Linked DNA regions of Homo sapiens: region 1 is linked to region 2. A link is a loop called in an ENCODE intact Hi-C map of the cell type or tissue named here. Cell type or tissue: mammary epithelial cell. All regions are shown on one strand. Links, peaks and the distances in the headings refer to the core of each region. The heading gives the core; the rest is flanking DNA.

Region 1 (15,250 bases), core at 5,516-10,515, 110 kb after region 2:
AATTACTCACTGAAGTTCTCATTTACAGCAAAAGCTCTTCAAAAATGATATGGCAAACATATGGGCATTCACTCTACAAATCCATGTATGAGATGTGTGGAAATAGAGCTATCAACAAAGGGACTGAAGGCTCAGAGGAGGACACAATGCAGGGTTGATTAGGAAGGACTTCAGCAGAGTGAAATTAAACTTGATATCCCAGGGTAAATGGGATTTTGCAGGGTGAAGGGCAGAGAGGCATTTTGGTGGCTGGCTGGAGCACAGTCCTGTATGAAGGTGTAGTGACTTCCTGTACCTAAGACAAAGGGATGTGGAGAGCAGTGGGAGCTTCCTCCCATCTAATGGGTCGGAGTTTAGAATACCAGTGCCTTGCCAATGCAAGGTATTGGATTTTATCCTAGAGGCAGTGGAAAGCCCTTGAAGGTCTTATGGAAAAGGGAAAGTGTTAAAATTAGGTCTGGGTTTTAGACTGGCGAGTTTTAAGTGTAAACATGTTGATTAGAGAGCTTAGAGTCTAACCCACGCTGTCCCTGATATCTAGAATGCCTTTTCCTCTCTAATTCTCAGGAATTAGAGAGGAAAACCACACATTCCTGTTCATTGCACACATTTGTGCAACCACACATTCCTGTTCATTCTTCAAAACACTCCTCTAGAGTGATGGATATTTACAGTAAACTCATTTCTGACCTGTCTAGATGGAATAATCACTCCCTCCTCTGTCCCACTTTTATAATTTATGTGTACTTATTATTATTATCATTTTTCGAGACAGAGTCTCGCTCTGTCACCCAGGCTGGGGTGCAGTGGTGCGATCTCGGCTCACTGCAATGTCTGCCTCCCGGGTTCAAGCGATTCTCGTGCCTCAGCCTCCCAAGTAGCTGGGATTACAGATGTGCATTACAACGCCCTGCTGATTTTTCTATTTTTGGTAGAAATGGGGTTTTGCCATGTTGGCCAGGTTGGTCTTGAACTCCTGATCTCAAGTAATCCACCTGCCTTTGCCTCCCAAAGTGCTGGGATTACAGTCGTGAGCCACTGAGCCCGGCCATGTGTACTTATTATTGCTTGTATGACATTATAGTATAATCATGTGTTTACGTATCTCTCCCACTACTTGAAGAACCTTGAGAGCAAAAGGGTTGCATTTTTTTTGTTGCCGTTGGTTTTTTTTTTCTGTTTTGTTTTGTTCTGTCCTGGTTTGCATTCAGAGTATATGGTGCTTGGCATATCTTAGGTGTTCTTGTTTGTTGAACATAACCAAGCTAAGACTTCTGTGAAAGTCAGGAGAGCAGCAAGAAGGACATAGGAAAGCTTGTACTGGTAGGAATAGAAAGAAGGAGGCATATTATTATGGATGTAGGGAGAAGGAGTTGGGTGTGACTGTGATGTTTCTAATTTCGTCACCTGGGTAAATGTTAGTTTCCTTAACAGAGGCAGTGGAAGAACCACTGAGTTTGGAGGTGAGTTGTTCAGTTTTTTTCTTCTAGGTTGGGTAGGCATGACCCAAGTGTTGATGTCTGACAGGCAAATGAAAATACAGGTCTGAATTTAGCTGTTGTTATCCCAAACCTTTGAAGCCAAAGTTTGATTGAGGTTGCAGAGGGTGATAAAGAGAACCAGGGGAATGCTGACTTTTAGAAGAATTGGAGTTAATACAGGAGAATGATAGTGAGAAGTCAGATAAGTAGGAGGAGAATCCGGACACCCCAATGTCATGGAATCAGAGATGAGAAATTAGGCACATGCTGCACTAATCTAGGCTGATGTATGGCCAGAGACTTTTATCATGAAAGTACTGTGTAATAATAATAACAGTAGCAAGAACAACAATAATAGTATTTACTATTTTTTTAGTACTTATTGTGTTCCAGGCATTTTGCTCAATGTTTTTTCTACATATCCCATTTGTTTCAAACTTTGAGCCTATTATCTTTGTTTAAATAGATATACAAATTCAAATTCAGAGAGGTCAGTAATTTGTCTAAGGCCAACGGCTAATAAGTATTGGAACTGGGCATGGTTTGTGAACTTTGATATGCTGCAAAGTTACTAAGCAGTTATTTTATTTTTTGGTGGGGATCTGTCTATGGAGATTGTGGAGATTAAAGTTATCGGTAAAGCTTACTATACTCATTCCCATTAGCTCAGAAGAAATGTAATTCTTTCCTGCTTACATGGATGAGAAAGTATGTGGGTAAGTTTCATTCATTTTGAATGTCTCTCATTTAATCAGCAGATTCAGAATGTATTAGTGACTCCAATATATCTGACTGCACTGGTATATGGTATATATTTTAACTTTGTTTTCTACTATAAGGTCATTTAAAAACCATTCTGACCTATCATTTCCTCTACAAATTTCTTATGCTTATGTTGTACAAACTGAATTTTTATATAATAGAGAGGATTATTTAAATAGGAAAGAGAATCCTGAATATCTTTAAGCACTTACTTTGTTTAGTGCTTCTATGTGGAGTTGCATGCTTAAAAGAGACATACACAATAGCCATTCTTGAAAATATTTGCTCATAATTGCTACACCCTTATGGATGTGTTTTCATATATAATTCAGGAAAGAAAAATTATTGCGTATGATAGATTAGTATTACCACATAATAGTACTGATTTGTGTGTCCTATTTTAGTGCATTGCTAATTCTCACGTGATAACTACAGTATACGGTAATTTCCATGAAACCAGACAGTTTAATTCTGCTACCAATGTCATTTTAATGCAGTTGCAGCCATATCTGTGGCTTCAGCTAGCCCTTGTGCAGGAAACCCTCCAGCAGCAAGGATCCTGGCTTGAGCTCACTCAGTCATTTTACTCCCACATGATGTCATGCAGCTTAGGGTTTCCTGGTCTTTGAGTGGATGAACATTTCTGCCTTTTAGGCTATCTGAGACGAGGTTGGGATTTCTTAGGACGAACTTTTACGAAGAAAAATGCTGAGAAAAAAATGAAATACAATAAGATACCATAAAAAAATGGATGAGCACAGGTTTTTGTTTTTGTACTTTTTTTTTAAAAAATACCCAATTAGGTAAATCTAACCATAGGTTGACTTTCTGGCTGGACTTGAAAACTCATTTATTTCCAGTTTGTCTTCCCTCATGAAACACAATAAAACAAAACAATTCCACCCCCAAACCTGCTCCTCTTCTAGATTCTCAAGGGACTTAGGAATCGGGGTAGAAGAAAATGGTCAAGACAGCCCACCTGATTTATTTCTCTTACTTATCCAGATTTGTTTTGGAATCACATGCCAGCTTCTCCACCTTCAAATGCCTTATGATGCAGAATATTATATATTTTTTGAGAAGGTAATATAAGTTGCTTTTTCTTCTCTTTCAAATAATTAGTTATCTTTTTTCCACTTCATATGCTAGAAGTAAAACAATAAAGAAACCTCTGGGAATTTTCATTAAGTGATTGGTTTTCATATATTCTGTCTTTCTAAGGAGGGAGGGAAGGAATGTCATTTAAATTTTTAAACTCTAGTCTTGATGACTAAAATGTTCTCAAACTTGGTTAAATCAGCTATCTCTTTACATAACTATTGGATTTCTTTCAGGGGGCTGTTTCCTTACCGACATACTGTACAAATAAATGCAGTTTAATATAGATATATCTTGATGTGTTTAGATTTGGTAAACCCTCTTATCTTTCAAACATGCATCATTTATTTAAAATGCATAGGCATATGTTCAGAACAAAGTTATTTTCAGTACATATATATTCATTAGCCTGTGTGTGAAAGTACATTTCAAATCACAACCATTTCAATATTTGTTTTTCTTTCCAAACTTTCTTTTCTCTCCATCTTGGTTTAATTGAACCCTAGACCTGAACTCTTTAAAGCATTCCTATGGAGCCAGGGTACATTTGAATGTCTTTGACTGATATAAAATAATTGCTTTGTTGATCATATACCCATGCATGATAAGATATGCATAAGAAGAAATCTGGTACAGAAGTATAAATAATACTTATCTTTAAGCCAGCATCTGTCATCTGCTTCAGCAGACAGTGCTTGCTTTCTTCCTAGCACAAAAAGGCCTGAAAGATTTATGGAGCAGCTTTGTTTGTGCTCTGTGATGCTTAATCAATTTTTATTAAATTCTAAAGTAAAACTTGGCTTTCACTTCAGTGACATCTCTGATGTATAGAACAAGGGGAGAGATCATGATGCCCTGAAAAAGTTAGGCATGGGTGATCTAAATCCCCAATCTGTTTCTTCCTGCAGGACTTCTTGCAATAACTTTTGTAAGTCTGAAGGAATCCTTGTAGGTTTGCAATGGAAAAAGCAAATACAGCCCAAACTTTAGACTTTTCAAACTTCTAGAGAGTGGATATTTGTAATTTGTTTTTTAATACTCATGCATATTTCCATATGTGGGAAAAAACACATAAATTCTTTCAATGTGCAGATAATGTGCTCATTTTGCATTCAGAATCATCTGAAAAATAAAGACTCACTAGTTATGTTTACAGAGAATCTTAAAACTTTTGGTAATTGAGGTTTAACATATTAAATATCTGATAGACATGTGGACTCTGTCGCCTTTTGCTGGCTGGTTTGCCTTATAGGCTTAACTTCTGGAATTTTTTTTGCCTTTTCAAACAAATTCTTCTGGTTGAATATCAGCATATGGTAGGAGGCTCACTCTGAGACAGGATAATTTATAAATGACCATTTCTTGTCTTGTGATCTTATGTATATAAAGAATCTAGAGTCATGAGTCAAATTGGGATTTTTGTTCAGGAAAAAGGTTAAAAAATTAGACATACAATTGGCTTTCTTTGATTCTGTGTCTATAAGGAGAGGAAGAATGGGATTTAATTTAAAATATATTTCTGCATTGAATACTGATATTTCTGTTTTTGAATTTGCTTTTTTTTAACATCTGGTACACACCAGACTAACCTGTACATATTATTCCTTTGGAAGCATATGGTTGTGGGCCCTGATCCAAAAGTAGCTTATGTATCTACATTTCAGAGTGTAAAGTTTCTTGAAGAAAGGTGGGGAGGGAACAACTATGAGATATGTTGTTAATTATTGTTTATTTTCTAGGAAATATGGCAAGCTGTAAACTTAAGATGACAATATCTGTTTTTTTTTGAATTATGTAATATGCTACTTTGGAGAAAGTCGATTAAAGAAAAATTTGGAAGCCAATTCTTACGTGCCCTAGGAAAATTAATAATTCATGCAGCTACTTCTGTCCTATCAGTCATCTTTTCACTGCCACATTTATACTTATGTATTATGAACTGCTGTTTTTTTAGTTATAAATGCCACAGGTAGATATGGATGTTGATACTGATATAGTCTATTTATCTACTTATTACCTAAACCTTGATGCATATTCTTGTATTTACTTAGCCTTGGTAATGGCCTGGTCCGTTATGCATACATAACTATTGAGGCAGTTTTTGAGGTTCTGGAATTATTCAAAAGACCTGGCCAGAAATGGTTAAATGGCAGGTAATTGCCGAATACATTTGCCCCTCATTTGCCTAAAAGGTATTCGGTGCCTGAGTGTATTCTTGCCATGTGCTTTCTTTCTCAGCTGCGGCTGATTCAGAAAGACCCATTGGAATTACTGTGAGAGTAGAGAAGAAACCCTGAATTACCAAAATGAAGACAGCCCTGCTCAACTTGATATGCAAATAAGCTTTGAGGATACAGTTTAGTTGGTCCTGGCTTTCTAACCTCAGAGCTCCATCTTACGCTGTCACTTGCCAATGCTACTTCATTGTGATACTTGCAGCCTACAAAGCTAGAGAGTTTGTCTGCTTTCTGTGGAGTAATTTTGAGTAGATGAACTGAGGCTTGGGAGAGTTTGCCAAATGAGGTGGTGATGATGGCTAAAGAGACTTGGACTTAGGGAGTGCTTTCTGGCAGAAGTACAACGCAGACGGTATCATGTTTTTGACCATGGTACTTTAGACATGCTGCCAAGTGTTTGTAACGAGATAGGGCTGTTACTATACTTTGCTTTTAACTTTACTTTTGCATACAGTACATCGTTCTTGTTTTATAAACTGTGTCGCATACTTTTTGTACCTCTATAAACAAGTGAAGCTGTTGAGTTTTTGGATAAAGTTTGAAGCAGTCTTGTGTTGCTTCTTCTTTGCTTTATGCTCCAAGTTGAGAGCTGAATAGTAAGATCTTTTTTCACACCATTTATAATGCGATGCACATTTTGAAGGCAATTTAAATTCTTTTGGCTCCCCAGCCATATGCTTCAAAATGGAAGCATTATGCATGTCTGAATAGGGGACTAGGTAGGAAATTGGAGTATAAAGATATATGGCAGGATATATAGTAGGGTAATATTATCTATTGAGAGAGAGGGAGAGAAAGAGAGAGGGAGAGAGGGAGAGATGGGGACAGAGAGATTAATTTCACTCTCTAGGAATTTTTCCAAACTTTAGGCCCAATTTTGCTGAAGAAAATTTAAAATGTTTCCATAGGCTACACAGGAACTTTTATGTATGCAATTTATATATTTAATGAAATTTTGGAACTTGACCAGTGTATTATTTGAGAAATTGGCAATATAGTCAAGAGTAATGGACTTTAAGGTATAATTTTTAATGGAAGGACAAAACTAATATAAGTGGAAACCATATTCCTCTTCTTTTATTACATTTTTTACTCATTCCTTTTTATGATTTTATTTCTCTTCATCCTCACCATCCCCTCTAAATTTTCTTCAGTTTGTTTCTACATTGGAAAAGTGAAATGTAATGTTCTCTTTAACATATAAACTCTTGCACTCTCTCCCTCTGGAGGGTATCTTTCACTGTTTTCATAATTTATTCTGCTGGGTAGAAAACCCCAGATTCCTCCAATATTCTGAAAATAATTTGTACTTTTTGTAGATAGAAATTTCCTGTTTCGAAGCTTCTCTCATTATAATCGTGTAAGGTTCTTGTGGTTATGCCTCATTGATCACATGGATATCATTATAAAATAATTTGGCTCATATTTGGATTTATATGTTTATGTATCTTTAAGTTAGAACAGAGATTCCTTTCTCATTCTTATTTAAATGTTGTTTTCTTATCTTTTCTCTTTCTGTTTTCCTTCATAGATAATAAGTGACTTGTAGTATTAGATCATACACAACTGGTAGTTTCTTCTGTAACTTTCATCAGAAATGAGTATTGTGTCTATCCAGGAGTTCCTGCACTTTTTCCTGAAGGAAACAGTTTGTATGTTAAGTATACCTCTAAACCTTATTCATTTGAAGTAATAGTCTTAGAACATATACACATGCCATTTTCCTCTTTTCCTCTCTACACCGTGGATTTGGAAATTATGGAAGCTTTTTACAAAAAGACCTAATGGGATTTATGTGTTATTTTCTTTGTGACCATTGTGTGAAAACAGTTTTCAAAGTTAAGTTACTGTTCTCCTGTGTAACATTGTGAATACAAAATACTACAAACCTTTTTGGTTAAATGATGGAGGAGAATCAATTTGTTCTTTAGGACAAATTTCTTAATTTTAGTTTCTTAGAATCCCTATGTAATGGGCATATTACCGACTGCTCTTGCAGAATCAAATGTAACTCCTTTTCCTATTATAAACTATATTGTATAACATAACAGCTTTTGAATAATTATCATGTGATGTACTTTCACCATCAGTTGACCTTATGCTGTTTAGGAGACACCAGGGAGTCCTGGGAATTAGGAAACAAAACAGAGAAGGGAAGAAAAAAAAGCAGGAACTGAATTTCCTTCATTCATTCATTTATTTTTGAGAAGGGTGGAGAAGCCCACAGATTTATATCTCGGTTGGGTGAAATTGTGTTACTGTTTATCTGTACCTTTTTCCCCCTGTGGCAAGAGACGTGGAGAATAGACACTCACTCCCAAAGATACCAAGTTCCAAAGCACTGAGTCATGAGTCCACAATGAAATACTAGGATGCAGCCATTTCCTACCTTTGTTTGGAAATGAACTGATTGGACCAGGCGGATGTAAGCCCTCAGCTGCAGGGCTTTACAGAAGGAAATGCTTTTGGTCTCTCTTAGGTACTCGATGCTGTTCTGTAACTTCTTTGTATTTGACTGAAACAACCAATGTGAAAATGTTTCCTAGACTATATAAAATTCAGCGCATGCACCCTTCTGTCTGTTTGTGCACATATACTTTTTATGTGATGGTAGGGAAAGCATCAACTGCTTTTAATGCAGTGAATTTTTAATGTAACCTTACGTATTAAACTCTTCACAAGACTGTCTCTCTTGAGTAGTCTCATTTATATTTGTAGCCCCTACTTTTAGTGGTGACTTCCAGGTGCTGTGTGATCTGACCCTTGCCTCCCTCTCCCCAGTGAGTCACTCTGCCTGCCCTTTCAGTAGCAGCAATACTACCATCCCTCCAGTACAGCTGAGCCTCAGGCACTTTGCTCTGTCTGTCCTTTCTGCTGGGAACCGTTTTTTTCTCAGATGATCGTAGGTAGGGCTTGCTCCCTTACCTCATTCAGAGGAAGACTTAAATTACATGTGCCCCCAAAATCTCCTACCACTCCAGCTACCACTCTCTTCTTCCCAGGTCTTTTTCTCCTTACCCTGCTGTACTCTTTGCCCCATAGCTACCTCACATATTTCATATTCATTTGTTTCTTGGTTTACTGTTTCTTACCCCTCCTAGACCGTAAGCCTCATGTGGGTTAGGACTTTGATAATCTGCTGTTTTGCCCAGAACCCAGAATATGGTAGAATACACACACACACACACACACACACACACACACACACACACACACACACTGTTATACCTAGCAGGGTGAGGAGCTTACACACACACACACACACACACACACACACACACACACACACACACACACACTGTTATACCTAGCAGGGTGAGGAGCTTGGTAGATCAATAATAAATGTTTATTGAATAAGAAACAATGTAGATCGGCAAGAGATGTTGCTGACCTCTTATATTGGGCTATTTGGGAGTTATTTAACTTTTGGATGCCTCAGCTTTCCCATCTGGTATGTGGGGACGAGATTTTGCATACCTTGGAAGCATGTTGGGAAGTCTGATTAATAATGAGTAGTAATCATGAGCAGTGAAAAGATCAGACACCAGCTCTGTTTAATGAGAAGGTACATAGACATAATGAAGAGCTTTTGTGCTCAGTGGGCAATGGTATATCTTAGGTGGCCAAGCTTTTCCCTGTGTGTGCTGGCCTTCGGCACTTTTTGGGTGTTAGGGATTTTGATGATCTTCTGAAGATGGATGAGAAGAGGGCTAAGAATGGCTAAAGCTTGGAGAATAATTTGGGGAGTCACAGTAAATCAATAGGATGAGATAGATGAAAGAAATTGGCTCTAAAGAGAGCATTGGAAGTTTTAGATTGTCATATTTACCACCTTCAGTTCTCAGACCTGATAGTTTTCAGTGACGTAGCCTTTTAGGAATTTCAGAAGTGTGATTTTACCTTGAATTTATTAGGGCTAAATTCAATTGTTTATGTTTATGCAGTTCATAATTTTGCAGTTTAGTTTGTGTGGGTTAGTGGCCCTACTGTTCAACTGGATGGCAAATCTGTGCTAGGAGGATACCATATGCACAAGTATTTTCTTAAATAATGTTGGCGTTTGCCACTGGTGTTAGGGGAAGAAGAAAAAAAAATGAGAGCAATTCTGGAAGCCCTCCAGTAAGGGGTTAGGAAAGAACTTAGGGACAAATGCTCCTACTTGGAACACAACACCAAATAGTGGCTTTTTTGTGTTTTTATTTTTTTTTTTTTAAAGAGAAGCCAAAATTAAACACAGTAGAGTTTACTGTTTGCTAATCAGCATGTGTTTACTTTCTCTTCCAAAACTGAAGTTGCCAACCAATACATTTCCTACCCAGTGCTATGAATCTGTCCAAATAAACATGGGAAGTAGTGAAACAATGACACCACATGAAAAATATATCCTTATTCATTAAATAGAATCCAAAAAATTCTCTGGAATTTAATTGTAGCAATGACGTGAGGACTGTCTGGTCTATTAAGAGAGGATAGTGACTTCCCTCTTCAGTTAGTCCAGCACGGATGAGTGTGATCTTAAGTGGCTCTACAATTCCACATGCATCGTCCTAAATCTAGATACATGAAAATGGATCATTTCCTATCAACCCCTCACTCACACCCGTGGACTCTAGGGCATTTGTGGTAGAGTTTTATGGTAATTACAAACATAAGCAGCTTGTCAGAATTCAAATAATCAATTTTAATTTCTGTCTCAATCACTAAAGATTACTGACCACTATGATGAAATTAAGGAGTGCTTTCTCTGGAGATTGCAAACACAAGGGCAGAGAGAAGTTAGAAGCTTCTATTTTGTGGTCAGTTTTGAAAAATACAGTCAAAAGCAGTAGCCATAATCAACATTATAGAGAACCTTAAATTCATAAAGATGCCAATTTAGCTATTAGTGGGCAGTTCCATATAAAACTGGTAGCTATAATGCGTACACATGTCTTTGTTAAGGGGCTTTGTTGTAGGAATGGAAGATGAGGGTATAGTGATTATTGTGTTATGATCAATGCTATTATTTAAATATGTCTTTAAAAAATATCCTGTACACTCTTGATACTGGAGCCCAGCCTCTTGTCTTCCATCAAAATCTGCTTTTAGGAAATAATGCAATATCAGGCATTGATTCTTTATTGTGAGTTTAAATACATAATGGTGAGCTTGCAGTAGTAATTGTGTTAAAAACCCAGTGGGTAAAGTTTCATAGTTAAAGTTCAAGCCTTGGGGATAAGTGGTGTTTCTGATAAGGACAAGCATTCCTTCTGACAAAACTCTTACTGCCCAGGTTACTATTTTTTTCTTTCTTGTACATATCAGGTCCTAGTGATGCTTCTGGACGAGCCTCAAAACAAAAGGTTGTTCATTCTTTGAAGGTGATTTAGCACCTAATTGTAATTCAGCAGTACGTGAAGATTAGAGTTGTTCTATCTACAGCAGTACAACAGTGCTTTTTTTAAAAATAAGAAATAAATTAACTGAACAACTGTGCTTCGTAATTCTTGGACTTAGGTAAGTGACATATAACCAAATAAGAGTTGTGTATAAAACCAAGATGATAGCCCATGAAAACCCAAAGGGATCTTTTAGGGTGAGATAGTATATGTCAAAGTTGTCAGGCAAACTGTATAAACTTGGTTGTTGCCTTTATTATCTATTCTAATCATTTACAGATAAGGAAGCTGAGGCCTTCAGCACTAAGGTCTCACACAGGCTTTTACAGCTGGTGAGGAACAAGGTCGGGGCTGGCAATACTGGGAGTTCCTAAACACAAAAGGCATTCTCCTCTATCAGTTTGCCTCCCAAGTTTTAAATGATGTCCTTTGAACATCAGATCGCCTTTATCAAAAAATTTTTAAGCCTGAATTTTAAAGGAATGAGATGGAGTGAATTAGTGTGAAGTCTTTTTTTCTGAGCTTGGTGTTTATTCTTTATTTTGTTTTCAATCGTATAACATTTTCTGTAATGTCCCATTTGAGTAAAGTTATCATTATCCTCTATAGGCATATACTTATTAAGTACCTACCAGTTGTGAAACCCTAAATAGTTAAGATTGCCACATTTGAACTGCAAGAATAATGAATGATTTAAAAGTCTAAAAGATTTGGTTATTCAACATTTGTTCAAAAAGACCAAATGAGCATATGTGAAGCTATTTTTTTTTGTCCCCTGGTTGATCCAGTGATTTCACCTCACTATTGTTATTCTGATCCTCTTGGATCTGGTTTTTAAAAACGTATGTTGAAATAGTTAAAACATACCCAAAAAAAAAACCAAAAAAAAAATTTCAACGAACAAATGCCAGCACCACCAAGTTTAAGAATGTTTAATAAAATTTTAGTTAAATTGATGTAAATTAAATTAAAAATATGCTAGTTTTACAAAGCATAACTAACAAAATGTTAAAAAAAAGAGTAGACCAAGTGCAGTGGCTCACACCTGTAATCACAGCACTTTGGGAGGCCGAGGTGGGCAGAGGTCAAGAGTTTGAGACCAGCCTGGTCAATATGGTGAAACCCTGTCTCTACTAAAAATACAAAAATTAGCTGGGCGTGGTGGTGCGTGCCTGTAATCCCAGCTACTCAGGAGGCTAAGGAAGGAGAGTTGCTTGAACGCGGAAGGTGGAGGTTGCAGTGAGCCGAGATCCCGCCACTGCACTCAAGCCTGGGCAACAGAGCAAGACTCCATTAAGAAAAAAAAAAAAAGAGTAATGATAATATACCTACATGCCTCCTCTTATCAATCTCATTCCTTCTTATCCTACTACACCATGAGGTAGCTTCTCTCTTAAATGTGGTGATTTTTGTTCTAGTACTTTTATTGCATGTACTTCTGTTGCAGATGGGTTTGTGATCTGGTTTTTGATGCTGAGAATGCTAATCTCTCTCTGCCATCCAATCTAGAGAGTAATCCTCTGACATTTTACCTTAGGATAATTTCTCCTAGGTTTGACTGTTCAATAAGTCACAGGACTGCAGGCTTCAATCCTGGATTTTCCAAGAGTCACAGAAGTTAGCTCTAAGTCTCCTTTCCTTGACATGTAACACAATAAAACAATGCCCTTGACTCCTGTTTTGCTAATTATAATTGATAGGTGCTTTCTATAAGTAAAGCATCTATAAGTAAGATGTTATATAAATTAAACAAAAATTTTCCTTTTGAATATTGGAATGAGTGCTGATGGTGACAAAACTGCCCTCAGAGTTATTATTTCAGATCAAAATTGATAGACTAGAATTAAGCTACAATATTTCAGCTCAGACTACTAGTTAATTTTGTCTTTGTACATATGCTCACCTTTCAATATTTGTAGTTTGCAAACAGTTATTAAAGAATAATAGCAAAACAAGTCTGGGCCCAGTGGTTCACGCCTGTAATCCCAGCACTTTGGGAGGCTGAGGCGAGTGGATCACCTGAGGTCAGGAGTTTGAGACCAGCCTGGCCAACATGGCAAAACCCGGTCTCTACTACAAAATACAAAAATTAGCTGGGCGTGGTGGCCTGGGCCTGTAATCCCAGCTACTTGAGAGGCTGAGGCAAGAGAATTTGCTTGAACCTGGGAGGTGGAGGTTGCAGTGAGCCGAGATCGCACCACTATACTCCAGCCTGGGCGACAGAGTGAGACTCCATCTTAAAAAAAAAAAAAAAAAAAAAAAAGAATAATAGCAAAAGAGCTAAATACTGGGTGTCAGACTTCACCAAAGCTCTTTATGGTTAAATTGTTAGATGTTTTTCCTGAAAATTTTTAGGATCACTTTCTGAGAAATTCCTTCACATCTGAAAATTTCAGCTTCCAGTTTCTCATGAAGGGATATAAATAGTTTAACTATTACTTACATTTGGAAATAAAATATTTAAGGCAATATTTGTGTGATTTTGCATTTTCAACACAACGTACTATCTTTATGGCTAAACTACATGTCTGTAAGAGATCTTTTGAAGAGCAGTAATGACATCAATTGTTTAGGAGGTACCACGAGTTAAACTTTCTGTTCTTTGCCTTGGTTTTCTTAAAAAGTGGTGACTTTTTGCTCTATCCTATCAAGAGCAAGTGCAGCATGTGTTAGAAGAAGGAGGAAGCCAGAGGCAGACCCGCCCTCTTGACCTGTCCCACTGAGCATGCCAGTTTGCTAGATGGGCCCTGGCCACTGTGGACTCTGCTTTAGAGACCTCTGCAAATAGGTGGTGGGCACTCCTGATTTCTTTGATTATAGACTAGGATAGTTACAGACTATAGTACATAGGCAAAACAATTGAAATAAACATTTAAATAAAATAAGTTAAATAGTTCAACTCATTATAAGAACTTGCTACACTTTAGGATTCTGTAAATCACTTAAGAGTCATAGAAAAATATAAGGATTCTGCTCCTTAAATTTCTCATTTGAAAGTTTCCAAGGTGAAAAGAATTCTTAGAAAAGAATTTAACACTGACGCTGATCCTTAGCCCTCTAATACTTTAAAATGGACTTCCAGACTTCGTTTCTCACACCTGGCAACCTTTAGTCTTCCTGTCTCCCTTGTCTTAACAAGTTCCATGATGTGAAGTAAATCTGATGGCTTTTGTTTATTTAATTTTTGCTTTCCTTGAGCAGGTAGGTGGTGTGTCAGTAGCTGAGTATCTTCTTTCCTGGTGGCAAATGATTTAGAAGAATCCAGGACCACTGTGCATTTGGTGCGTTTTGCAGCAGGAAGACAGGCACACACGGAGTTAAGCCCATGGCTGCTCTGTGTTAACTGAACATTCCCAGTGTGACGGGGTCGTAATCCCTAAGCAGATGCTTTACGGGGTCTCATTATTGTCCAGAAGTGGCTCTTGTATGAGAAAAAGCAGCCATGCAGAAAAGGCACAAACACTATTGACTTGCCCACCATGGCATACGTTTTTTTCTTCCTAACATCCATGAACCCATTTCATTCTTACCTAGCCATGGTGTCGCTCCTTCCCTCGCTACACCTTTAACTCATTAAAAATCAAAAACAGAACAACAACAAAAAACTAGAGTAAAATCATACTGTTCCATACTGATAAGAGACTGCGATTTACCTTAGGATCTTTTGAGTGTGGTGTTGTTGGCGAAGACCTTGTTTCTTTCCCAAGTCTTTCAGCCACACTGTGGCCTTTCAAAACCTTTAAGTCCTGTAATAGTATATTTTGTGAAGAAGGGGAAAAATGAGATTTTTTTCCTCCTTGCTTTTGTTAACCCATTCTTGTTTTAGACTCCAACAAAAAGGGTTTTTGTTAACTGGAGCTTAAAATCGGCCAGCTTGCAAAGTATTCTCTCTTTTTATGCAAGGAGGATTAGCTTGACATGTTATGCAGTTCTCTTGTAGGAGCCATTCACGTGTCCTGTCATAAGGTGTATAATTACTGCACTTCACCATCAGCAATCATTCTTAAGTTAAAACCTGTTTTAAACCTCTCATTAATATAAATCATACCAGCAAGGTAGAAAATATACCTTCAAAAAGAACGAACTGTTAGGGAGTTAATCTGTTCTTTTCATAATAGACCTGGAGTAAATAATTTTTACTTAGCACTTTTCTTTCTATGCAATCAAAATAGTTTGTGATAAAAGATCTGGTACCCGGGATTGCATAAATGTGCAGTGTTTTATTCAGGCAGGATTGGGCTTCCTGCTTGGTGCCAGCCTCGTTTTCCCTCTGTCACCCTTGAACAGTGAAGTG
Region 2 (15,250 bases), core at 6,853-11,852:
AGCCAATCACTAGTCTAGTTTCTGTCCCTATAGAATTGCCTATTCTAGGAATTTCATATAAGTAGAATGGTACAATACATATTCTTTTGTGACAGGCTTCTCTTACTTAGCATGATATTTTAAGGTCCATCCTTGTTAACGCATGTATTAATATTTCATTTCTTTCTTCACCAAATAGCATTCCATTACACGTATATCCCACGTTAAGTTTATCCATTCATTGGTTGATGGACGTGTGGATTGCTTTCCCTTTTTGGCTATTATGAAAAGGCTGCTGTGAACATTCATTTACAGGTTTTTACGTGGACATAAGTTTCCATTTCTCTTAAACCAATGGTCTCTTTAGTAAGTGTTCTTATTTTCCACATGATTAAGGAAACTGCTATTTAGGAGTTAACTCAGAAATATCTCATGTAGAATTTCAAACCTCTTGAATATTGGGTCACTACCTCCAACCCTGCTATTTCTTGGTAGGGAGGAGGAGGGTGCTGTCTATCAGGAAAAAGTTGGATCTGACTTGGGGCTCACAGATCACTGCACAGGGGTGACTGAATTCCCTTTGCAGCACCTGAGGCCAGGTCTGGCCCACAACTGGCTCACAGTAATCAGCCCATCACAGTGTTCCTTCAGGGACTCTCCACATATAAAGTATACAGAGTAAGAAAAATAAAACCTTAGTCTCTGACCTGGAAATCAGAGTCATGGGGTTTGGGAAACTTGCAGGAAAGAAGAGGAAAAAAAAAATAGCTTTCCTGATAGAAGCCAATGAAGTTAATTTTCTCCCTTGTGTGACTTGGAGGAGTTCTTTGGTGTGTCCTGCAGACCTGCAATGAAAAAGAAGGCCCTATATTAATTTATACAGCAACTCTTTTCCAAGAAATTCAGAGCATTTCAAACAGTCTTTCACTCATTCCCCTGAGGGATTTTGCACAGTGTGCATAAGAAATTACTTCTTTTAAAATTTACACTCTTCAGTTAGCCAGTACTGAGCAGAAATAGAACTAGAAAAGCAGACCTCCTGACCAAACATTCCGCTATAATATTTTCAGTGAGCTTCTATAAATCAGTGTATATCCTTAAAAACAGGATCTCCCCATAACAGCCCCATGACCACTCACCGGTGACTGACATTCCTTTCAGCAAGAGCAAAAGTTTCCCTTCCAAATTAGAATCCACTGGTATGGCATGCACTATAAAACTGAAGTGTATCATTATTCATAATTAAGTGCTCAGGATCACCCAGACCCTCAGACCATCCAGTTTTACTCTCCAGCTCAGCCCTCCTAACTCACCCCAGCTGAGGACCCCTTAATAATCCTGAAACTGGTGGAGTGCAAGAGAGGAGTCCTGCTCGTAAACCCCAGGCAAAAAACAGGAGACGAAATCAGTCCTGCTCTCACTGTTGTTTCTTGCTCTGTCTCGGTGCTGTTTTTACACGGGGCTGCACTGCCCCTCAGGGCCTTGCTGACCATTCTGGGTAGCATATTCAGCTCCAGCTTCCCAAAGCCCACCAGCATCAGCCACATGCAGGGCTAAACTTAGCCCTCAACCCCAAACACTAGTTCCTCGTGTGGGGCCTTTTCTCAAGATATTCTTATTGTGAAATCCTCAGTATCCATCCCTGGGAAAAGAAAATCTTGGTCCGAGCCACACTAGCTCATGTGGAATCTTGGGAAATAACATCCTGGGGAGTATCTGTGCCTTTCTTTTTCCCACTTCAAGAAAACCTCTGGGATCCATAAGTTCCCTCCTAGTGACTACCAGAGAATGGGAAGTTTTAATCCAGTTAGTGACAAAAAGTGCGTACTAGTGTCTCACGCTGCCCCAGCCTCAGGCATATTTTGTTTGGGACCCCATAATCTTAATATGCACATTATTTAAAACGTGTACTAGTTGTCAGCTAGCACTGGCCACACAGTTTGTGAGGGACCAGTGCAATGCAAAAATGCAAGCCCGTTGTTGAAAGTTTAAGAATTGCAAATTGGCCTTTTTTTTTTTTTTTTATTTGTTTGTTTGTTTGAGGCGGAGTCTCGCTCTGTCACCCAGGCTGCAGTGCAGTGGCGTGATCTCAGCTCACTGCAAGCTCCGCCTCCCGGGTTCATGCCATTCTCCTGCCTCAGCCTCCGGAGTAGCTGGGACTACAGGCACCCGCCACCACGACTGGCTAATTTCTTTGTATTTTTAGTAGAGACAGGGTTTCACCGTGTTAGGCAGGATGGTCTCGAACTCCTGACCTTGTGATCCACCTGCCTCGGCCTCCCAGAGTGTTGGGATTACAGGCGTGAGCCACTGCAGCCGGCCAGGCAAGCAGGGTATTTAAGCCAACGTGGGGCACTTCTAAGTATGGGATCCCGTGTGACTGCAAAGGACACACACCCAGGAAGCCAGCCCTGCTGCCAATATTTAAAAAGCAAAAGATTCTTCAAATAGAGAATCTGGTAACCCTGGGTCTGCATCTCCAAATGGCTGTACATAATGGGCTGGTGCAGAGTATCATCTTGTTGTATTGGTTTGCTGCGCTTGCCATTACAAAATACTGCAGATTGGGTGGCTTAAACAGCAGAAATTTATTTTCTCACAATTCTAGGGGCTCAAGTCTGAGATCAAGTTGTCAGCAGGGTTGGTTTCTTCCGAGGCCTCTTTCTTTGTAGATGGCTACCTACTCCGTCTTCATATGGTCTTCCCTCTATACATGTCTGTGTCCTAATCACTTCTTACAGGGACTCCACCAGTCATACTGGATTAGGGCCCACTTCATAATAACTTAAGTACCCCCTTAAAGGCCCTATCTCCAAATACAGTCACATTCTGAGGTATCAAGGGTGATTTTGGAGTGGCACAGTTCAGCCTGTAACACAGCTTTTCCCTTTGGGGAGGGGTGCAGTGTTCCAAGTCACTGTGCTTACTCCAACCCAAACATGCTCACACACACACAGCATCTCCCCATCCCTGAAGCAGGGGTCGGTTGCTATAGGTCATCTCATTTGTGCTGCTGTTCTTCCTCTGGTTCGCTTCTCTCATTTAGAGAGACCTGCTCCTCCCCTGCCGCACAAGGAATAGTGACAGTGTTCACAACAGGACAAGGGCTACACACTCCCTTCACATCTGTAAAGCTAAGGTTGCTGTTCAAGTGATCCTTCACGGGACAATCCATTTCTACACACACACACACACACACACACACACACACACACAGAGTACCCATTACATAGAGATAACCATTTAAATGCAATGCTGAAGGAAAAAATTGCCATGAGGTATAACTGACTGCTCACCTCAGAAACTAGATTTGGAGATTTTAGGAGAGAAAAACCCTCAGCGACTACATAATTATTCCCCAGGGCTGATCCCACTTAAAAATTCACCTGACTGTACAAGGGATGGCCCTAAATTTCAATGGAAACCCAACCATGTAGCCCCTTAGAGAGACCGTACTCTCAAATTGGTCTTTGTACCTATTTGTAGAAAAATGTTAGCCAGATTATAGCTGAAAACTCTGCTAATTCTGGGGAAGATTTTGGTCTTGTGCCTGGAACTATTGAAGCATATATTCACACCTACCACATGTAACACTTAGTAGCAGAATTTCCAGCACAATACTTTAGTACTTTATTTTTAAAAGAAACAGAGCAGAGACTGAAGCCCTGTTCACTCTGCAGCTTTCTTGCAGGAGGCTCCACAAAAGGTGGTGGTGAGGGAGGTTCTGTGCTCAAAAGAGCTATTTTTTTATTTTTAAAAGGAAAGGAGACACTAAAATCTTTGCTCACAATTAGGGAACTCATGATGCTGAAACATAACATTTGCACCTGCCTGTAGATTGAAAAAATAATGTCAAATTTGCAAGGCTCTGAGAAAATAGGGTGCGGTGTATTAGTGATTTAATCAATCCCAATCAACATTAGAGTTCAGACAACACCTTACAGACATCTTACTGTAACCCCTTTGGTTTTTAGAGAAGGAAGGGGAGGTTGGAACATTTTAAGTGATTTGCCCCAGATCAGCTCTCCACCTAAAATGCAGGTCTTTTCTTTCAGATGAGCGTACTTTCCACTGCACCAGGCTACTTCTAAACAGGCATTGTCCTGTCAGCCTCAATTGCATGCAAAAAAAAAAAAAAAAAAAGACAAAACCCCTCTCGCTCTCCACTAGAGTCTCTATTTGGACTCTAGAACGGACAAAGCAACGGCTATTTCAACTTCAACTCCCTTAGCAAATGGAAGAAAAGGCATCTGACCCGTGGACTCCTCCAGCTGGTCCCCGGGTCTCACCGCCTGCGGGTCTCCACGTCAGCTCGCAGGCATCGGCGGCCAGTCGGACACCAGGGGGCGCAGCAGCCTTTGTCCTGACAGGTATTGAAGAATGAAGCCAGACTGGGCCGTCAAGAAAAATCTGACTTCCCTCCTTTCAGTTTCTCTCATTGGAACCAGCCCACTCCCCAGCCCCCTTCATTCGCCTTAAAGCCATTTTCTGCTTCCTCCTCATGCTCAGATTCTCAGGGTGCAGGGATGCAGCAGTTCAGAGACCCCTCTCCAGGAGCTCCCCCGCTCTGCCAAGGACACCCTAGCAGTGGTCCACCATTTGTTCTCACTTGCAGGCCTCTGAACTCAGGATGTTTTTGGCTATTCTTCCTGAATGAAGAACCCTATAGAACAGGACCAGCTTCCCAGAAGAACTGTCACATCTATCCTCTAATATCCCTCCCCTTTCCACGCACAAAAACAATCACAAATTAAATAACATGTCTGGGAAGCTCACGCGGCCTGGACCTATCCCTCACCACCCTCTGTCTGCCCCTACAGTCTAAGGACAGCCTTTGGTAGTAGCTACCTACCCAAAGGGACAGGCTGCAGCACCTTCACCATACCTCTGCCATTCTCACCAACCCATGGTGCACCCCAAGCAGGATAACTGCCTCCTTGTAACCCCACCAGCTTGCCTCTGTGTGCCCTCCAGCAGAAAGAAATCCACTTGACCCTTGCCAAAGTCTCCTGATTCCAAAGATTCAGTAATAAATGAGCATCCTCTTCTACTTTAAGACATACTCCTAACCCTGCCCCTATAGACACAAACGGACACAATGCAAACCCTCAGATGTCAAAAACGTACTCTTTCACAAAGACTCCTGAAACTCCTCTGTTCCAGAGGGAAAGGCTACAGGGTCCTTCCTATGCAGGCCTTTGAAAAGCAGCTGTATGTTTACATAGAGAGATTCCAAGTTTACACAGTCCTTTCCCTGTCTGTTATTGGAGCCTCTCAACAACGCTGAGAGATAAGCAGTGAAATCTAAAGCTTAGAGGCTTGCCTCAGGACCAGACCTAGTACAGCGTAGAAACAGCACTGAGGGCCCGGGTGACAGAGCATGGAAACACTTGCTTGTCCAATTGCACCAAGGCCTGGAAGAAATGCAGCCACCATAGAAGATCATCAGATTACATACACTGAGGGAGCCTGTGGTCTCAGGAGCCAGGCAGGGGCAGGAGGAACAGTGCAAAAGAAGCGGTGATGTCAATTCTGACCCGACTCTTCTTTTTACCTGTGGCCTCGCTCACTTCTTTATTTCCACGTTCATCTTAGCTAATGTAGAGTACCGGGAAGTGCTGAGCCCGGAGACAGGTAGCCATGGTTTGTTATCTTGGTGGTGAGCCTCCCAACTCCACACTCATAAAATAATGATAACATCTATTATATATACAAATACATCACCAAAAAAAAATGAAAAAATCAGTGTAATTCCAGGAGACGGAGCAGGGTAGGAGACTTTTACTTTCATTTTATGCTGTTTTCTATTATTTGAAGTATCTGGATTTACGCATGTGTTCCTTTTATGATTTTATTTTTAAAATTTTATTGGGGTTAATGATGCTCTTTAGCGTTGCTGCAAAGATGACTTATGTAACATATCTGGCATGGTACGTGGTCTGGTGCACAGTTGATGCTCACTCAACAGTAGTTTATTGTTAGCTATATACTTCCGTCAGAACTGTGGGCAAATGGGACCTCAAATCAAGAGACCCGGGGTCTGTGGCACACTCTGCTCTCAGATCCATGTATGCCTTTTAGTAAGTCAAGTCCCTTGGAATCTATGTAAACATAGTAGCTGCTTTTCAAAGGCCTGCATAGGAAGGAATCTGTGCCTCAGTTTCTTTATCTGTAAAGCAATGAGACACAAGCCACTTGATTTGAAAAATGGTGAGAAGGACAGGACAACATGCTCACCACCCAAAATGCCTGAGATACCTTCTAAAATTCAGTCACAGTCTTTGCAAGGGAGGCTTCTTAAGTTTGAGTTCATCAGACAGAAACTCTTTCTAGGAGAAGTTGTCATCTAGGATAGACAGAAAGGGCTGGAGATAGCTGAATAAGTTCTAAAGCAAGTACAGAAATTAAATCAGGAAACAATGTGTGAACAGTATAGGGCCATCAGCGTAGGATGGGAGGTGAGAAAAGAAGGTTTGAGGTGTTCCTTGAGTGCAGTTGGCACCACGATCATTTCCTGACAGGGGAGATGCCCTTGGTAGGCAGAAGGGGTGTGATTCAAGGTCCAGGCATCCCTGGCCCGGACACAGCCAGCCCTAGCCCAGCTCCCTAGGATGAGAGTTCTGTATGGGGCACAGGGCTGGCGCTGTTGAGACCAGGCCTCCCTAGGCAGATCCAGGAGCAGAGCTGCCCTTTGGACAAATTACTTTCGGCAAAGTCAGAAGGAACCCACTGCCCAAGAGAATTGGGCTAAAGCACCTCTGAAGTTTCTTCCAGCATAAACTTTATCTTAACAACAACCAAAAAAAGTGGGGAGACTGGACCATAGGAGGTGCAGATGCCCAAACATGATCCTCTCCCTGCTTAGCAGCTAGTCTGGGGATACCTATTTTTTATGCACTCCAACTCCTGAAAACCAACTAAAGATTTGTTCCTGGAACACACAGCTGATTCATTTCCTACGCCACTCAGAACGGGAGATTTCCCTCCGAGTCTCCTTTGCCAAAGCTTGGCCTTTGGGGGATAGGAGGCAGGTAGTCTAGTGGGTAGAAAGGTCGCGACTTTCTTTTGCCCCGCGGTCTCCTTCCTATTTAAAGCAGCACCGCCTGTCGAAACAGCTTTGTGCCAATATTTGCAGGCAGGAAGATTTTCTGACATTGTAAGGGGGTTGTTGGAAGCAGATGGGAGGCCCTTTCCCAAGGCCATCGGCAGACCAGAAATTGGTTACACCCGCACCCAGGGAGGAATCCCTAGCCCCCACTCTCACGATCAGCGCCCATAAGGTATCTGCATTTACATTTTAAAAAGAAAGAGGAATTTTTTTTGTATCTCTGAATCATCTGGCAGCGCCTGATATTATACATCTCCCCCTAAAGCCCCTGTTGTCCCTCCCTAAAGAGGAGGTCGTGTTTTCAATTCTTGAGAGATCTGGAATAACGGTATCAGAGCATGCCAACAGCTAGAAGACCCCCAACTTCCCCCCCCACCCCACCCAGGTCTTTCGCCCTATAGGAATTGGGGGCAGCGGGGGTGGCGATTTGCAGCGAGGCAAGGGCAGGTAGCAACAACTCCGACTGATCTCCAGAGGCAAAACCAAACTAAACGTAGTTCCAACCATCATGTTTTAACAAAATCTGCATTCTGTGAAAGTCTGTTTTTTTCTTAGAGAAACGCCCTTCGTTTTTAATTTTGCGTCACTTTCGCAGGCTGCCCTGAATGCCTAACCACTTGTTAAAATGCCTCTGTGCTTTGCTTTTCCGTGTGGTTCTTTTCTGTGCCCGTTTGTATCTCTAATAAGCGGCATTGTTTATTATCCTTGGGTCGGGGCCCCTGGGACTGAACCGAAATAATACAGAGGCACCGAGGCTGAGCGCTGGAAAATACTCCGGGTTTCCCAGGCCCAGGAGGGTCCCCGGGGCCGCCAAACGACCCTCCTGGGGAAAGCCCACCCGTGCGTGCGTGCCTGGTGAAGGGCAAGTTTGCACGAGTTTTTCCAGGCAGGGAGAGATCATGGGCAATCCAAAGCCCAGATGAGTGGGTATAGAAAGGGGCACACGGGGAAGGGAAATGCCACTGTGGACCGGTAATGGGGGTGTGACTTAAGAGCCAATATTGACAGGATGACTTTTTTTAAGGGAGGCGGGGGACTGCCGCGCGGGAAGCGTTCTGAGCCGTCTTTTAGCTCGAAGTCTCAACTCTCATCCCTATGCAAGAAATTGTCACTAATAAATTCTTTTTTCCGCATAGCCCATCAGTCCTCGCTGTTAAAGCGAGTATCCTAAACAAGATGAGGCTAACTTCCCTCCTTCTCCGTAGTTACCTAATATTTGCCCACATTTCGTTTTCAGCTGGGTGCTTTGTGGCCGTAGGGAATGTAAGTGCATGCCCCAGGAAATAAAGTGCCGCTGTTCCCCAGCCACAGATCAAGTCTTTTCTTCCCTTTGGACCCCAAACGAGCCCTGCTTTGGGGCTCTCCAAAATTTCGCTGCTCCCAAAACGGAGTGGGGTTCGCTATCAAAAAGCAGAAACCCGCATGGGAAACATAACGCGGAATGCCTTTGGCGTCTCGGGGAAAATTTCCCGGTTGAACCCAGTCTACGCTTCCACACCCCCTAAATTTAATGTCGGGCGGGCTCCGTTGCAGAGTTTGCCCTAAAGAAGGTTGTTAAATACGTGCCATTCTCGGGACCGTGTGCTCCTCAAATGAGACTTCCAGCCCCAGGGCCCAGCCTGAACTGTCCTTCCCACAGGTTCGCATGCGAGACCAAACCCCCACCCCGCTAGCTTCCAAAAATTCTCCCAACAGGCTACAAAGACTGCTCAAATTGTCCTCGCTAGCTTCGCTCCCCCATTCAGTTAGATTGTTTAAAAATACAGAGATCTGTTTGCTCGCAAGAGCAGAGAGTGATTTCCCTCAAGCAACTCGTGCGAGAGCTTTAGGCAGCCCCTGGGTTGCAGCGAGTCCAAGCGTCGGTGGAGTTTTCCGAATTTCAAGAAGTAGTAAAGTGAATTTCGGTACAGGGAAAAGTGCCGGGTGTTGGAGCGCAAGGTGGGGGCGGGAGCCCAGGAAGCCGCCAGGAGGTTTTTTTGTTTTTAATGTTAGACACGCATGAAGGCGCAAGCTTCGTGGTTTCCGAACTTAGAGAATCGTGCCGAGTTTGGGCCCATCTCCGCAGCCAGGGGCCCAGCACAGAGCACAGGGGGCTGTTTCCAGTTTTCAAAGAGCGAGCAGAGGCGCGGGAGCAGCTCGCTAGGCACTGCCACATGCAGCTGACTGTCCGCTGCTCCCGGCTCTTCCGCCCTCTCTCTTCGCGTGGCACCCCCAGAGCCATCCCACTGCTGCCAGTATTGCGCAGAAGAAGAAGGGTTCCAGGCGGCAGAATCCCCCAACAGGTAGTTTCACCCGGGCGCTGGCCTGGCTTAAATATCAAAGGCTGGGCCGCCTGTGCCGTGCTAAACTGGAGCCGAAGCACTGACACCTAAAGAGTCTAGGAACGAAAGCTGCGTTCTGGGAGTCACTTTAAATAACCTTGTTTTCTCTCCACCCTCCAACTTCTCCCGAAATAGCGTGAGCCCTGCCGTTTGGAACGGCGCTCAGCGAGCCTAAATAAGCTGCTTCAGGCTGTAAACTCACAGCCAATTTGGGGTCTTTTTTTTTTTTCACCCCCGGTAGTTACTACAGAACCCAACTCGGCTTTAGAGCCATAGGTATTTATTTGGGAATTGGAAAATTCCCCTCAAAGCAAAAAAGGAAAAGGGTGCGCTGCAGTTGTATGATATAATTGAATTATGCCTTCCCCTGGCGCACAGTAAGGAAAAGCGGAATGCCAGTAGGTGTGTAGAATGGGCCGCGGCGGCCTCACGCCCCAGAGGGCGCACCACATTTCCTTCCCAGGGTGCAGGGAGAACTTGGGTTGGGCGACTTCGTTCCGCCCCCAGCATAAATGCCCAGGTTAGGGCATCACAAAAACCTAGTCCTGGGTGCTCTGTCGGATCGCTAGCACCAACGTCCCCGCCAAGGACCGCGAGCGCACGTGGTGCGCGGAGACCAGACACCGCGTGCGACGCGAAACTACGCGCGTCGCTCCAAAGCTCCCTGGCGCGCGCGCGCGCTCGGCCCTTGCTGGGCGGCGGGATACTGGGACCCTCGGCGAGAGAATCTAATCCCGCCTTGGCAGATAAGACTTGCCCTCTACCGCCCTGAGCCGTCGCCGGGTAGTGATTTCTGCACGGAAAAAAAACCGCGGAACTCCTGGCCCTGCCTTGTCTGTTTCCTAAGGAAATGTCTTTTACACTCCGCACAGTCACCCGACCCCCCAGTGCCTCTGGGACCTTGGGCGGACCTGACCGAAGAGACTTGGATCTTCAACCGCCTAGGGAGCTGGCCACTCCTTCCCTTCTCCCTTCTCCCCTCTCCCAATCGCACCCAGCTCACTCCCTCCACACCCGCCCCAGCACTGTTAGCTTGCCCTGAGCCTCCGCCACTAACTGCGCTACCTAAACTTTCCAAAGAAAAGTTTTCTCGCGCTTTGCCAGCTCAAGTTTGCCCCAGCTGGCGCTGGCAGGAGGAGAAAAGGAGTCCCTCTTCCCCCTCCACCTATCCTCCTCTCCCTCCCGTCCTCTCCCTCCCCTAGGAGTCCAAACCTTGAGGGTGGGAGCGCGCGGTGGTGGAGCCCCCGAAGGCACTGACTGTGCAGGGGACGGAGTTCGTTTCTCATCCCCCACTCTCAGTGCCTCGACCGTTCCCGCCCCCTCCTCCCCCACCTCGCTTTCGGCGGGGAACTGCGGGCTTGTAGTTTAGTTTTGTTCAAATTTATTTCTCTTTTTTAAGATTTTTTTTTTTTTTTTAAGATCCCACCCTTCCCAAGCCTCGCGCGTCTGCCTGCCTTCCAGCTCCCGGCGTGGAGCTCAGGAGACGCACCCTTCGCGCCGGGCGGGTTGTCTCCCGAGTGGGGGCCAGGGGCTCCCTGGCCGCGATTTCGCTGGCCTAGTTTCGTCTCCCTAGGAGACCTAGGTCCTGTTGTGAGGCTAATTCGTGCGGGAGCTCGGCCTCACAGTAAGTGCCTCTTACCCCACCCTCACCCGAAGCTGTCGATGCAGCGGGTTTAGGGGGATGTTTGCGAGACAGCAATAGGTAGCAGTTGATAGGAGACCCTGTTCTGACGTCTTCTTGAGTTCTTTACACATACAGGTAATTAGAGATAGAAAAGATCCCCCCCTCAAGGTTCTATAACTCCTTGCGCACCGCCAGGTGACCATCACAGAAACCGCCCCAAGCTAGTTAATTTGTGGCCTATTATGTTTTTATTTTGTCTAGGATTAACGAGATTTGAGATTTTGTAGCCAAATTTACTACCCCGGGGCTTCAACTTTCAAACCAGCAAGCCAACGGGAACGTTGTGGCGAAACTGGATCTCCTTCTGCGTTGCTGGGGCGCGTGCGGGGAATAGAAACGAAATCCGTCGCCGACGGTGTGGCGTGGACTGCTGGGCCTGGGGACGCTGGGCGGGCTTTTCTGAATCCCATCGGGTTGGGCTTGAAATCGGACTTGACCCTGCCAGGGTTGTGCTCTGCGCTTAGCCTAGATTTTTCCACTTGGCCAGACGGCTCCTATCACACGTGGCAGATGACGCCCGTCCGGAGCGACGTTCCCAGGGGCAAGCGGTTTCAGGATCACCTTTACCTTTAGCTCAGGTTACGGGGGGGGGGTGTCGGTTACCTCGTGTGACTGCGGATATGAAATCTCCACCCAGAGCAAAGATGGCTACAAATCCTCTCCCCTCCGCATGAACATCAGGAGACTTGACTCCGGCGCCCACCGCAAGTCTCTTTCCAGTGCTGGGGTGAACACGTGCCCCACGCGCCCCCCGCGCCCGCGGCGCGCCCCCCTTCCCGTGGCTTAGCACAGGTCCCGCTTCTACTGTGCGCGCCGGGGATCAGGGTCGTGCCTCCTCAGCCCACAGGCGAGGCCTCCCACCCGCTAGGCTGGTCCCTGTACCACTTGGCCCATGTTGCCACCATGGCGGTGTCAGAGAAAGCCCTGCGGAGGGTCAACCAGAAAGGCAGGAAGTTTCTAGGCTCCTCGAAATGGCACCCGAGGAGAAGCAAAACCGTGCAGCGACATTCGTGGAACCCCTAAGTCATCTTTGAAAGGCCGTTTGAAGAGGGAGGGGTGTGAGGGGAGAAAAATACAGGTGAGGGGGAGGATAAAGTTATGGGTGTAAGCCGCCTCGCTTCTTAACTCTTTACCTAACCACCTTCAAGTCTGAGCGGTTGACACACTGGGCTTTTAAGTACCAAACTCCACGGAGATGGGGCAGAGGAGAAGCACCCCCAAACCCGCAGAGCTAGCCGCTGCCCGCTCTCTCCAAATGTGGCAGCCGCACTTCGGAGCGCAGAAGCACGGCTCTGATTTGCGTTTGCTTCGAAGATAAAGGATCCCGTTCACAAAGGAACCCCTGCTTCCCTTTCCCTACTCCACTCCTCTGCACCTTTCGCATAGCCTCAGACCCTTTGATTGCATTTATTTATTTTTAAGCTCCGGTACCCTAGATTTCACTGGGAGATTTTAAGGCAAGAATGGAGAAAGATGGGATTAAGAAAAAGAGCTGGCTGTGTTCTAGGGCAAGGTTAGAGAGGAATTGAAAATCGAGGGTAGATGAATTTGGGGATGTTTTAAAATTTCATTTCCCACAGAAGCTACCTCCTTTGCACTAGAACCTATTTAAATTATTGGGACAGGAGGAAGCTAGGAGTCTCCGTGGGAACAAAAAGTTAAAGGCTTTGGAGATGCCCCTTTCTCTTACCTCTACTCAAATGAATAAAAAGCAGCTCTCCTTTCAATTTAGTGACTGTACCCTTCAACACGCTCACTTCCGCCGCGAAAGTGTGTTAATGGCCAGTTCCCCCAGGGAGGCCGAGCTCAGGAGAGTGGCCCAAGACGGACTCCCAGAACCCCTGGAGCTGGGCTTTTTATTCTCTAGGATGGATGCTGGGAAGGGCCGAAGGTGGAAGCTGCAGTGCCTAGGCTGTAGGGGTGTGGGAAGAATGCCCCAACCACCCCTCTTCCTTCAAAGCCCCTCTTCTGCTGGTTATTTAAACCCTCAAGATTGTATTTCTAATCTTGATGGCTATGTTGTTCTTTTTTGAAAGTAGCAATGTATGTTGGTAGTTCTTTTAGTATGTATGCCCTTCATTTGCTTTTGTTTGTAGTTACGGATTTTTTTTCTCCTTTTTGTCTTTCCTTTCTTTACCCTGCAGTCTTGGCAACCCTGTAGGAGGAGGTTCAGTGGGGAGGATGAAATCGACCCGTTTATTCTTGTTAATCACACACAAAACAGTATAAACACTGACTCTCAATTATTAATAGGATCCTTCTATTAAAAAAACCCAGTCATTTAGGTAGAACTGGTTAGGACTGAGAAATCGATAATACTGGTGAACTAGCTTATTCTGTCCCTTTAAGAAAAAATCCATAAAGCTCTTCCATCAGCCCAGTGTCTGGGAAAGAAGCAAACTAACTGCTTGGAACAAAAGAGACAAAGAGGCCAAACAACAAAACAAACAAACAACTCCCTCTACCCCCCCCTTCTGAGACAACAATAGACTAGACACAGCAAGTGCAGTTACTGCCTGGCCCGGCTGCTCCTGTCGACCTGCCAAGTCTCCCGCATTTGGCTGGAGACTTTCTCTCTCACCCCACTCTCGCACCCCCATCACCCCCCTCTCTCGGCCCTTTCTGTCTTTCTCTCTGTGTGACTCTCTCTGTGTGTGCCTCTCTTGGGGTCTGGCTATGTATGTGTGTGTCTGTCTCTGTTGTTTTTGCTTTCACTTGATGTCGCTCTGTCTCAGGCACCTTAGTGTTTCTCTCTCTCTCTCTCTCTCTCTCTCTTTCTCTCTCTCTCTCCCTCTCTTTAAAGGTCCTCAGCATATTAGCATACTCTGGCATTTATTTACTTATTTGCTAGGCCATTTCTGTAGCATCTCCTAACTGCCTCCTCAAAACTTCTGTTTCTTCCAGTTGTCACGGTGGCCTATTTTGTATTTTGTTTGCAGCACTCTCTGCCAGGAAGATGCTGAAGTCCATTTGCACTTCAGTTTTTAACCATTCTTCATGTTCAGTTCTTTGCTCTCTTTCTATAAGGTTTCTGGCACACTTCCCCCCCCGACCCCCCCTTGTCCCCAAGCAGCCCTTTCTCTGCTTCTTGGCACTGCTTGGGACTCTCATGCATGCCTGCCCTCTTTCTCTCACTCCCTCTCTCTTGTGGCCAGCCCCCTCCTCCCTGTCTCCCAATCCAGCCTTTTTCTTCCTTTTCCCTTCTCCACCAAACTTTAATAAAATACTGTACACACTTTTGCCTGGGGATTGCTTTTCTTTATAAAGTGAACCTAAACCTTTGTAAAGTGGGAAGGGAGGAAAGGCAAGAATCCAGACTGCAGCCAGCAGAGGCTGTAGCATGGAACCAGCATCCCTGCCAACAGCCACATCCCTTTCACACTTTTTTTTAATAAACCCTTTGTAATAGCAACTCCTTCTGAAGCATCTGTGTCTGCTACAGGGAAAACCTGGCCACGTCTCTCTACTGGGCTGCAAGGGTGAGGCTGAGTATCCAATAGGGAGGGCAGCTGCAGCCTCAGTCATAAGCACTCTCCCCCGCCCCAGCCCATTTCCACCTCCTCTTAGAGAAAAATGAGAAAGTAGGGGGTTCTCTGGCACCGGGGTAGAGGTCTTCAATTCCCCTTCAAGAGAAGTATAGCATGGTTACTTGAAACGAAACTTCTCCAAGGATGGTTGACTTACAGTAACAGGGGAAATTTCAACTGTCAGAAGATTGTGGGAAAAACAGGACTAAACTGTTTATCTAAAGCAGATCTGAGAATTCCCACAGTCAGGTGGTACAGGGTTGGCAAAATGGTGGCATCCCCTCGCCACCCACTCCCCTACCCCCCCGGCCATGCTCACTAGGCAACAGAAACAGGACAAATTATTTCCGTTGGCCTCACCCCCTTTTCTTTCCCTCCTTTCTTTAATAATATACAGACAAAAACATATGAAAACAACATAAGGGGCAACTCTGAAGGGAGAAAACTCATTTAGTCTGAGAAGAGTATGAAAAACAGAAATAGGAAATGTACCCTCATTGTTTGGTTGCTTGGTGATAAGGGCAGTATGAAGAAGCATCGATGTTATAAAACACACATATGCACATGCATATACACATGTGTATATGGATGCATATTTAGTTGGTAGTGACAACTTGTCAAGAGAGGAAGG

What was found. Hi-C counts contacts between places; a loop is a spot of excess contacts. Peaks named below come from ENCODE experiments on the same cell type or tissue, not always from the same donor. Only the 100,000 strongest peaks of a DNase experiment are listed, where the experiment ranks them.
Region 1: a loop joins it to region 2, with 2.1 times the contacts of the local background. A loop is called at or near these places in 3 of 110 quality-filtered maps.

The regions. Positions count from the first base shown.
Region 1 is chr9:14,231,391-14,246,640 of GRCh38, reverse strand. All of the region lies in intron 2 of NFIB (nuclear factor I B), which reads left to right. Among named protein-coding and RNA genes, the nearest start is that of NFIB, 75 kb to the left of the region's middle. RefSeq lists an enhancer at 7,716-8,477. In mammary epithelial cell, for the core only: no CTCF peak of the experiment used is centred there; DNase peaks (open chromatin) are centred at 7,930 and 8,410; H3K27ac peaks cover 3,034 bases.
Region 2 is chr9:14,342,726-14,357,975 of GRCh38, reverse strand. NFIB-AS1 (NFIB antisense RNA 1) reads right to left here. Exons shown (of 2, transcript NR_186536.1): 2 at 1-824. It also overlaps a transcript of NFIB not described here. Among named protein-coding and RNA genes, the nearest start is that of NFIB-AS1, 33 kb to the right of the region's middle. RefSeq lists enhancers at 1,695-2,194, 8,675-9,174. In mammary epithelial cell, for the core only: a CTCF peak has its summit at 9,843; DNase peaks (open chromatin) are centred at 9,385, 9,925 and 10,335; H3K4me3 peaks cover 3,989 bases; H3K27ac peaks cover 2,410 bases; H3K27me3 peaks cover 236 bases.